Linked DNA regions of Homo sapiens: region 2 is linked to region 1. Evidence: chromatin contacts called from ENCODE Hi-C or POLR2A ChIA-PET data. All regions are on one chromosome and are shown on one strand. The core of a region is the stretch at or near the end of the contact, and the rest is flanking DNA. Distances in the headings are between cores, read along the strand shown.

Region 1 (4,780 bases), core at 75-2,574:
TTTGTCTCTGGGTACTGAACTATTAGGAGATTTTGATTTTTTCATCTCCATTTTGCAAACAGTCTGTACTAAGATTACACTACTGTGTTTCTGTTTTGTGTGTATTCAGAAGCACAAAAAGTCTGTGGTTCTAGAAAGGAAATAGAAAAGTTCTTAAAAAAAAAAAAGTGGGGAAGTGAAACAAATGTTAAAGTCAGAGGAGAAAGAAAGGCCCAACCGGAGGCCCCAAATCCACCCAGAGCCCAGAAGCCCGGGTTTCCCACCGACCGGCTGCGGTCTTTGTCAGCTCTCTGGCGCTATCTGCTGTCCTTCTCGATAACAACCGTTTAATTTGGTTTGCAAAATTGCTCTGACGCAAATCCACCGTGAACACTGACGGGGTCACATTCAGCATAAAAATCGCATTCTGTTTACAGGAAAATCTGGCCCCATACTTGCTCCCATATTCACTTTTGACTTTGCCTTGCAGTACTAACTGTAACAGGGACACCTGAGCAAGTCCCTTCTGTATAAGGCCCAAAATGGTCACCCAATACCAATGAGTCTCTTGCTTTGGAAAGCCCAGGAATGCACCTCCAGCCCCTTCTGCGCAGCGCTCGGACACCATGTAGAGGAGAAGGCACTCTGCAGAACTCGCCCTCAGCCCGCACCACCTGTCCAGGGGACTGGCTGCGTGTCAATGTGTCTCTGCTCCCGGGGTTCCCGCAGATCTTTAACTTATTGGCCTTTGGGCTAATTCAGTCCTTCAAGCATTCCTCGCCCAACATGCCAGGAAGTCTTCTCACGTGTCTTCCACCCCATACCTACCAGTTCTGTTTTCCCACTACCCGATGAAAGTGTAACCGCCCCCCGGCGCCCCCCCCCCCCACCACCACACACACACCCTGTTGGTCCCATCCTCAGGGCGTGGTGGTCCAGGTGAACGCTTGCCCTCTTTTTGAGCTGAACCTCCCCACAGAGGCTGTCAGCAAAGACTGCTTTGCTGTCCAAGGCCGGCCTTTAGGTACAGGACACTATGCATGTCCAGCGAGGCTTGTTGAAGCCACATCTGTCATAGATATTGATGGGAAAAGCATTTTCCTTCTAACACATCTCATTCCAATTCTAAAAGGCACCTCTGAAGCCTTGCTGAACTTCATCAAGATTTTCACGTGGTTTCCTTAGTAAAGTGTGATGAGAAGGTCCATCCTTCTCAGGATGAAGGAGTGGTCCAGGAAGCCCTGATTGGTCTGCCGGGGAGGGAAGGGCTGCCTTATTTGGAGACCTGCAGGAATGCCACCTCCCCCGGCAGCTCCTATATAGCTGGGCGGACCTGGCTGCCAAGAGGGTGTGCTGGGGGACTGTGCAGCTCGAGGCTCCAGAGGCACACTCCAGAGAGAGCCAAGGTACGTGGGGGGCCACTTCTGTGGTCAGGACTGCTGGTTTCTTATCAAGGCTCGATCCCAGATTGAAAATCATGCAATGATTTCTTTACTCCCACACCTGGGGATGGGTCCCAAGTTCAGGGTAGACTTGCGAGGATACCCAGTCATCACTGGGCTTGCCTTTCTCTAAGTTGGTGCTATAATAAAATGCTACTTTAGGGTTTGTGGGTTGGGATTTTGTTTTGCCTTTAAGCTTCTGCCTATGAAAACTAATCTCTTTCTCAAGAATGCTGTGCTTTTATTTTTTTTATTTGACTCACCTGAAATGATCTATTATGCCATTAATCTTATTTAAGATTTCTCCTTAAAAAAGGAATGATGTGGAGTATGGCCCTATTTAGGAGACTAATGAATATTTGCTTCATGCTTGGATCTCTTTGGAGAAAGTCAGTCTGAGTTCACTGTGCTCAGGAGGCAGAGAGAGTGGGGTGAGGGGGTCCAGATGCTCATAGCCACCCTGGGACAAAGACGAGGCGATGTCTACAAGCAAGGAAAGGTCAGTGAGGCCTCTTTGCAGGCTTCTAGAGATGACTGGATGTGCTTCTAGAGATCACTTCAGCTGTGTTTTGCCTTTTTTTTTTAATATAAGGAGCAATGTGGCATCAGAGTTGAACATTTTATCAGAGGAACATTAGCCACTTTTAGGGAAGCTGCAGCAGGGTGGTGGAGGGTGTGTGAGGGGCGAAACAAGCTCCCTGTCAGCCTCCTCCAGCTCTGGGGCCCCATGGCCTCACAGTAAGTCTTTGCCTAGGAGACAGCTTAGGCAAGCTCCGGTATGGGAACTCCTTCCATTTCCCTAATCCACACAGGCAAAGACCCAGGTGCTAGAATGCCCTGACAGTCGGCCTTGGGAAGTGGATTTCCTTGATGGCTATTGTAGATTCAGGAGCCGAATGTGACAGGCAACCTTAAGGTGTGGGGTGAGGGGCTTTTCCATGACATCAGTGGCAGCCCTTCGGATGTCCCAGGGCCACCTTGACCCGGGACCCTCCTGGTGTTCCCCCAGGCCCTCCTGTCTTCCCTTTCATCTCGTTTTCTCCGAAATTCCTCAAGGGCCCTGCCCTTTGCCCTTTGCCCAGCTCAGGGGGCATCATACCCAGTGAGTGAAAAGCACAGTGTGTGAGCACTGTCTTCTCCTGAAACCCAGATGGGCAGTGGGGCATGGCTAGTGGACACATGCAGTGCAGCATTAGACAGAGCCCAGTGCAGGTCTGCCACCTCCCCGCTGTGCAGCCTTGGGCAAATTACTTAACTTCTCTGAATCCCAGGACAACATTTATAACATGGGGATAATAATGTACCTACTCTATGTGAGAATTAAGTTAGGCAATGTCAGAGAAGAGCTTAACACGGTGGCAGGCATGAAGAAAGTATGCAATAAAAAGCCAGTAGGATAAGCAGATGGTCACACTGTCCCCCAGGGGTGAGATTGGAAAGGATGCCTGGAGCACACTTGACCCCTGGACATAGGGGAGGCAGGGGTCCCTTTGCTACGTTTCCATCTTTCCCTTCCTTCCTCCTCCTCTCTCTCTCATTACTGCAAAGCCCTTTAGGATCAGCAGCCAGTGAATTCCTCAGAATGGATGGCAGAATGCCCCCAAGACAGTGCCAGCTCAGAGCAATAAAGAACAAAGAGGGGAGATTGAAAGTACAATCTAAAGTCGGCACAGTGGCTCGTGCCTGTAATCTCAGCACTTTGGGAGGCTGAGGTGGGAGGATCACTTGAGCCTGGGCAACATAGTGAGACCCCGTTTCTACAACATGTATTTAAAAATTAGCTGGGTGTGGTAGTGTGTGCCTGTAGTCCCAGCTACTCCGGAGGCTGAGGCAAGAGGATTGCTTGAGCCCAGGAGTTCAGGGCTGCAATGAGCTATGATCATGCCACTGCACTCCAGCCTGGGCAACAGAGTGAGATCCTGTCTCTAAAATATGTGTGTGTGTGTGTGTGTGTGTGTGTGTGTGTGTGTATGTGTGTGTGTCTGTACATATACGTATATATATATGTGTGTATATATACATATATGTGTGTATATATGTATATATGTGTGTGTATATACGTGTATATATACATATATATGTGTATATATATACGTGTATACACACACACACACACACACACATATAGTCCATGCCCACCAGCATTTGATTCCAACTCTTCTATTGTATTTTCCTCCCAGGGATTTCTTGATTTGAAAGACTTGGGAGTATCAAAGAAAACCTACATGTATTAAGTCACCACTCCTTTATTTTCCCATGCGTATTCAAAGCCACTATAATTGCCCTTTGCCATTCTTACCTGTCTCGGAAACCGGGACCAGAGCCCTGAGTGAATGTAATCCTAGCAATAGCAAAGGAGCTCGGTGTTTGAGTTAACCCTGCACAACCCAAACATGGGGAAACAATTATGCTTTTGAGACCACATAAATAGCACAAGGATGCGATTCCTTCCTTAAAATCTCCTGCACTTGGGAGGGGGCAGGGGAGCCCAGGCAGGCCTGGTGGGGAGCTGACCCACCGCCGTTTCTCTGGCAGGTTCTGACGCGATGAGGAAGCACCTGAGCTGGTGGTGGCTGGCCACTGTCTGCATGCTGCTCTTCAGCCACCTCTCTGCGGTCCAGACGAGGGGCATCAAGCACAGAATCAAGTGGAACCGGAAGGCCCTGCCCAGCACTGCCCAGATCACTGAGGCCCAGGTGGCTGAGAACCGCCCGGGAGCCTTCATCAAGCAAGGCCGCAAGCTCGACATTGACTTCGGAGCCGAGGGCAACAGGTACTACGAGGCCAACTACTGGCAGTTCCCCGATGGCATCCACTACAACGGCTGCTCTGAGGCTAATGTGACCAAGGAGGCATTTGTCACCGGCTGCATCAATGCCACCCAGGCGGCGAACCAGGGGGAGTTCCAGAAGCCAGACAACAAGCTCCACCAGCAGGTGCTCTGGCGGCTGGTCCAGGAGCTCTGCTCCCTCAAGCATTGCGAGTTTTGGTTGGAGAGGGGCGCAGGACTTCGGGTCACCATGCACCAGCCAGTGCTCCTCTGCCTTCTGGCTTTGATCTGGCTCACGGTGAAATAAGCTTGCCAGGAGGCTGGCAGTACAGAGTGCAGCAGCGAGCAAATCCTGGCAAGTGACCCAGCTCTTCTCCCCCAAACCCACGCGTGTTCTGAAGGTGCCCAGGAGCGGCGATGCACTCGCACTGCAAATGCCGCTCTCACGTATGCGCCCTGGTATGTGCCTGCGTTCTGATAGATGGGGGACTGTGGCTTCTCCGTCACTCCATTCTCAGCCCCTAGCAGAGCGTCTGGCACACTAGATTAGTAGTAAATGCTTGATGAGAAGAACACATCAGGCACTGCG
Region 2 (4,444 bases), core at 1,817-4,316, 280 kb after region 1:
GCCACAGAGAAAATGAGAAGAACGGCATAGCGCACAAAGGGCTCGTTTCAACCTAGAGGCTGCAATGCACAGCTTAACCTGGAGGAGGATGGTTCCCTACAGAAAGAATAAAAGCAAGCCCAGAGAACAACTGGAGGAATAGCAGGGCATGAAAATGAATTAATGAGGTGAGGTTACTGGGCACTGGGAACCAACAGACTGGTGTGTGAGAGTTTTATGGGCAAGGCCAGGAAACGGTTCAGGAAGGACTGTAAGATGTTTAAATTTAAAAAGCCTAAGAGGATTAAATATAAATACGTTTTTAAAAAGCTTCAATTTACATGTACAAAGCACCATATAATTTCAAATCATTACTGTTGATCTTTTTTTTTTTTTTTTTAGGAGACAGTCTCACTCTGTCACCCAGGCTGGAGTGCAGTGGCACGATCTCGACTCACTGCAAACTCCACCTCCCAGGTTCAAGCGATTCTCCTGCCTCAGCCTCCTGAGTAGCCGGAAATACAGGCATGCGCCACCATGCCCGGCTAACTTTTGTATTTTTAGTAGAGACGAGGTTTCACCATGGTGGCCAGGCTGCTCTCGAACTCCTGAGCTCAAGCGACCTGCCCGCCTCAGCCTCCCAAAGTGCTGCGATTACAGGCATGAGCCACCATGCCCAGCCCCGGCCTACTGCTTTTAATTACCTTAACCAAAATGGGAAAATTCCTCAAGCTACCAGTGGTACCAGAATATAGGTCCCCAAATAGATCCCTGGTTTGTCTTTAGAGACACTGAAGAGGACAACAATAGCCAATTCGGGATTTCAAACACCCCACAAACTAGACCTTAGGCTCTGTGAGGGCAAAAGACACAGTTTATTCAACAACGATCTGTTCAACAGAACCTGGTCACCAAGTGGATGGATGGATGGGCAGACACAGATGGACAGACTACTCAGTGGGTGGCTACATGTGCTTGCCTGCCCCGGGACACATGACTCACTTCTGCAATGCTACATAGACTAGAGTTTGCTCCATCAATGAGATAGATAGTATGGCATGAAACCTAGCAAAACCATCTACATTTTTCTAGCCAGGTACTGGTTTTTTTTAAGCTGGCCGCCATACTCAGCTATTTTTTTTTTTTTTTTATAGAAACAGGAGTCTTGCTGGGTTGCCTAGGCTGGTCTTGAACTCTTGGCCTCAAACAATCCTCCCACCTCAGCCTCCCAAAGTGCTGGGATTACAGGTGTGAACCACAACACCCGGCCCAGGTACTTCAATAGGCATTTTTTAAACATGTCAACAGATGTTTAAACTTAATTGACTTAATTGACCGTGCCACAGTCAGAGAATACAACTGCCAGACAACCATCTAAAATACTGTCAACATAAAAAGTTCCTGAAATACCTATTGTCTTAAAAAATCACCCTCCACTCTAAGCAAAGAAACCAAAAGAGAAATGCCTTGGTATTAAAAGAAAGAAGCTGGTTGCCATTTTGGCAAAGGAAATAGCCTAGAAAGCAGATACCTCATGCTCAGGATGTCACATGGAACAGGCTGGACACACCTGCTGCCTCCCTTTAACTAGCAGGTGTGCCATGAGAGCTTACACTGGGCACACCCACTGGTGCCCAAAAGCCATTAAATTGGGGATGAATGAAAAGAGAACAGTAGTAATACGTTCATAAGTGACCCTGATAGAGCCAACCATAACCCAGCACAGAATTCTGATTTTTTGAGCTGAAAAGGGCCCTTTATACATCTCACCAGGTTCAAACACCTTCAGGGGAGGCAGGCAACGTCACCTGCAACGGTGAAAAAGGCAGGTGTAGACAACCAGAAACGGTGAGGCCCAAACCCAACAGCATTCAAATACAAAAGCATAAAATAAAAATGCTCCAGCCACCCCAATTCCAGCCTTTTGCTTCAGAGAGGACGAAGCCGGCTGAGGGAGGTCACATGGCCAATTAGTGACAGCTCAAACCAGACTGCCTCCGGACTCCCAGTCCCATGTCCTCGCACATCCCGGGGCCTTCTCTGCGCGCAGATGACCCAATTGTCAGCAGGGACTGCATCTTCCCCCGCCCGTCTCCCAGCACTGCAAGAATAGAAGTAGCACCTACTACAAACGCTGCAGACCCAGAAAGCCCTTATGGGTGACTTTCTTCCACCTGCAGTTGCCCTCATTTACCCTTTGCCCTGACAATCGATAATTTCCCATCAGTCACGCTTAAACCCCCAGCCTGCAGGCCGACATCCTATCAGCCACCCATCCAAGGGGGGGCATCTAGGACCAAACGAAGGAGAAAATCCTGCGCCTTAAAGTAGTCACACTCGAAATGTCATTTTTTCCCCCCGAAAGGTGGCAAGGAGGGGGACTCGCGACCCCCCAGGGAACAGGCCAGAAAGGCCCCGGGGTCGGAGGAGCTGCTTCTAAAATTACTTCGCGCAGTCTTTGTAGAAGGGAAGAAAGCAAGAATGTAAAAGGCACCCTCTTGCCGCCCCTCCTGATGCCCCTGAATTCCAGGGGGCGAGACGATGCCCGTGCGCACCACCGGGGGAGGGGCGAGGGAAGCGACCCCAGGACGCGCGGGCGCAGAGCCCGGGAGGAGGCGGCGGCAGCCAGTGGGGTTCTGGGGGCGCCCCATTTGCCTCCCCGCTGCGCGGCCTGAGGGCCCGAGCGCGCTGTGGCTCCCGTGGCGGGAAGGGGTGGGTACCCCGGGGGCCCGGCCCGGCCGGCAGAACGGCAGGAGCTGAGGGCCGCCGGGCATCTTGGGCCCCGGGGCCAGGGTGGCCGGCGGGCGCGGGGTCCCGGGAGATGGGTCGGGGTGGGGGCGCGCAGGCCGCGCCGCGGGGCCGGTGGGTGACAGCGCGCGGGGGCCGTGCCAGGCCGGCCTCGTGGGCGCGGCGAGCACCTCGCGGCCCCGCCGGCAGGTGCGGCCCGCAGGCCGGGCAGGGGGCGCGGCGGCCGGGCTCTCACCTGGCTGCAGCTCGCGTGGTTCCCGTCCTGCCGCCGCGCCTCGGCGCCGCAGTGCCCGCTGCAGCCTCCGCCTCCGGTCCCCGCGACAGCCGCCTGCAAAATGGCGCCGCGGAGGGGCGGGCCGGGGGCGGGGTGCAGCGGAGCCGCCCGCCCCCGCGCCGGTCTGGGGCCCACCTCCCTCCCCGCCCCCGACCCCTGCCCTCGGGCCTCCCCCCGGGGAGGGGCTGCTCCCTGGCACCCGGCAGCGCTCCCCGGAACATCCCGGGCCTCGCACCCAGCCGTCCCCTTCCCGTTCCTTTCATTTCCCTCCCCTGCGCAGAAAGATCGCCCCCCTTCGCGACCCTTCCCACCAGTCACACCTGTTCCTGGGGACCCACCTGGCAAGCAGAGCGCTGGTCCCTGAGTGTCCTGGTCCAGGTCCCCCCTTTTTACCCCGCCTGCCACCGAGCCCTGTCATTGCTCGAGCGTGATAAGCAAGCAGTTTGTGGTGCATTGGGCTCAGTGGGTTGGATGTTTTAAAACAATTTCACCGCTTCTCCACTTAGGTAGCCAGTTTTTTTAACCTAACTGGAGAAGAAGTCCTTCTTACCTCATGCAGAGATCGTAATACAGACCAAGGCTTTTCAGACGTGAATTCTCTGGGGGTCGTGTTAGGCTAGGGGCGGGTTCACATTCAGTGGCTCTGGGGTGCAGCCCAAAAGTCTGCACTTCTAAATTGTCCCCAGGTGATGCCCCCGGGTGAGGTTCTTGGACCGCTAAGCAGAAAGGCCAAGTGTAAATCCCTGGCCCTCGGTCTTAGAGCTGGGCAGCCTCACTTTGAGGACTTCATTAAGATGCAGATGGCTGGGCCCCACCCCCAGAGTTGCTAAGGCTGGAGGTCTGGCGTGAGGCTCCAGAATCTGCATTTCTGCCAAGTTCCCAGGTGATGCTGATGCTACTGGTCTGGGGACCACACGTATTGAGCCACTGCTGAAATCTGAATACAATTTTTTAAATGTTCTAATAATTAGTACTTTCTTAACACCTTCCATCTTGAAACCGTTGTCATGGTTGCTTTACTAACTGAATGATAATGTACTAGTTCCCGGGCAACTCTTGAGAAACAGAATTGTAGACGGTGTCTGTCTGACCTCACATGGAGAGAAATTGATTTTATAATCAGAATTATTTATGTGTTTTACACAGTTTTGGAAAGTGACATCACACATATTAATGCAGTTGGGGGAGCAGCAACTAAAGGAATTTTATGAAATAGGCAAGTGTGGTCTGTGTCTTGACAATAATGTGTCTTCCCATTTATTTATCTAATAACTGCATTTTTATTTGCTTATATTTAATTTTTTAGAGACAAGGTCTCACTCTGTCACCCAGGCTGGAGTGCAACGGCACAATTAAGGCTGCAGCATCAACCTTCCAGGCTCAAGGGATCCCCCAACCTTGGCCTCCTAAGTAGCTGGGATGACAGGACCACACCACCAGGTC

What was found. Hi-C counts contacts between places; a loop is a spot of excess contacts on that map. ChIA-PET counts read pairs that join two places held with the same protein, here RNA polymerase II (POLR2A). Pooled maps may share reads with other maps.
Region 2: a loop to region 1 is called in a pooled map, with 2.2 times the contacts of the local background. The contact joins the promoter of SLC23A2 here to the promoter of PRND in region 1. A Hi-C loop is called at or near these places in 1 of 168 maps with a recorded cell type or tissue (breast epithelium) and 1 of 50 pooled maps. POLR2A ChIA-PET finds 5 or more read pairs at or near these places in 1 of 52 experiments (naive thymus-derived CD8-positive, alpha-beta T cell).

The regions. Positions count from the first base shown.
Region 1 is chr20:4,720,585-4,725,364 of GRCh38, forward strand. PRND (prion like protein doppel) reads left to right here and starts at 1,325. Exons shown (of 2, transcript NM_012409.4): 1 at 1,325-1,385; 2 at 3,957-4,780. The coding sequence starts at 3,968. The coding sequence ends at 4,498. RefSeq lists an enhancer at 28-247.
Region 2 is chr20:4,998,444-5,002,887 of GRCh38, forward strand. It overlaps SLC23A2 (solute carrier family 23 member 2), which reads right to left and starts at 3,067. Exons shown (of 17, transcript NM_005116.6): 1 at 2,963-3,067. RefSeq lists enhancers at 55-555, 3,463-3,612, 4,397-4,444, silencers at 2,583-2,742, 2,933-3,172 and a promoter at 2,956-3,154.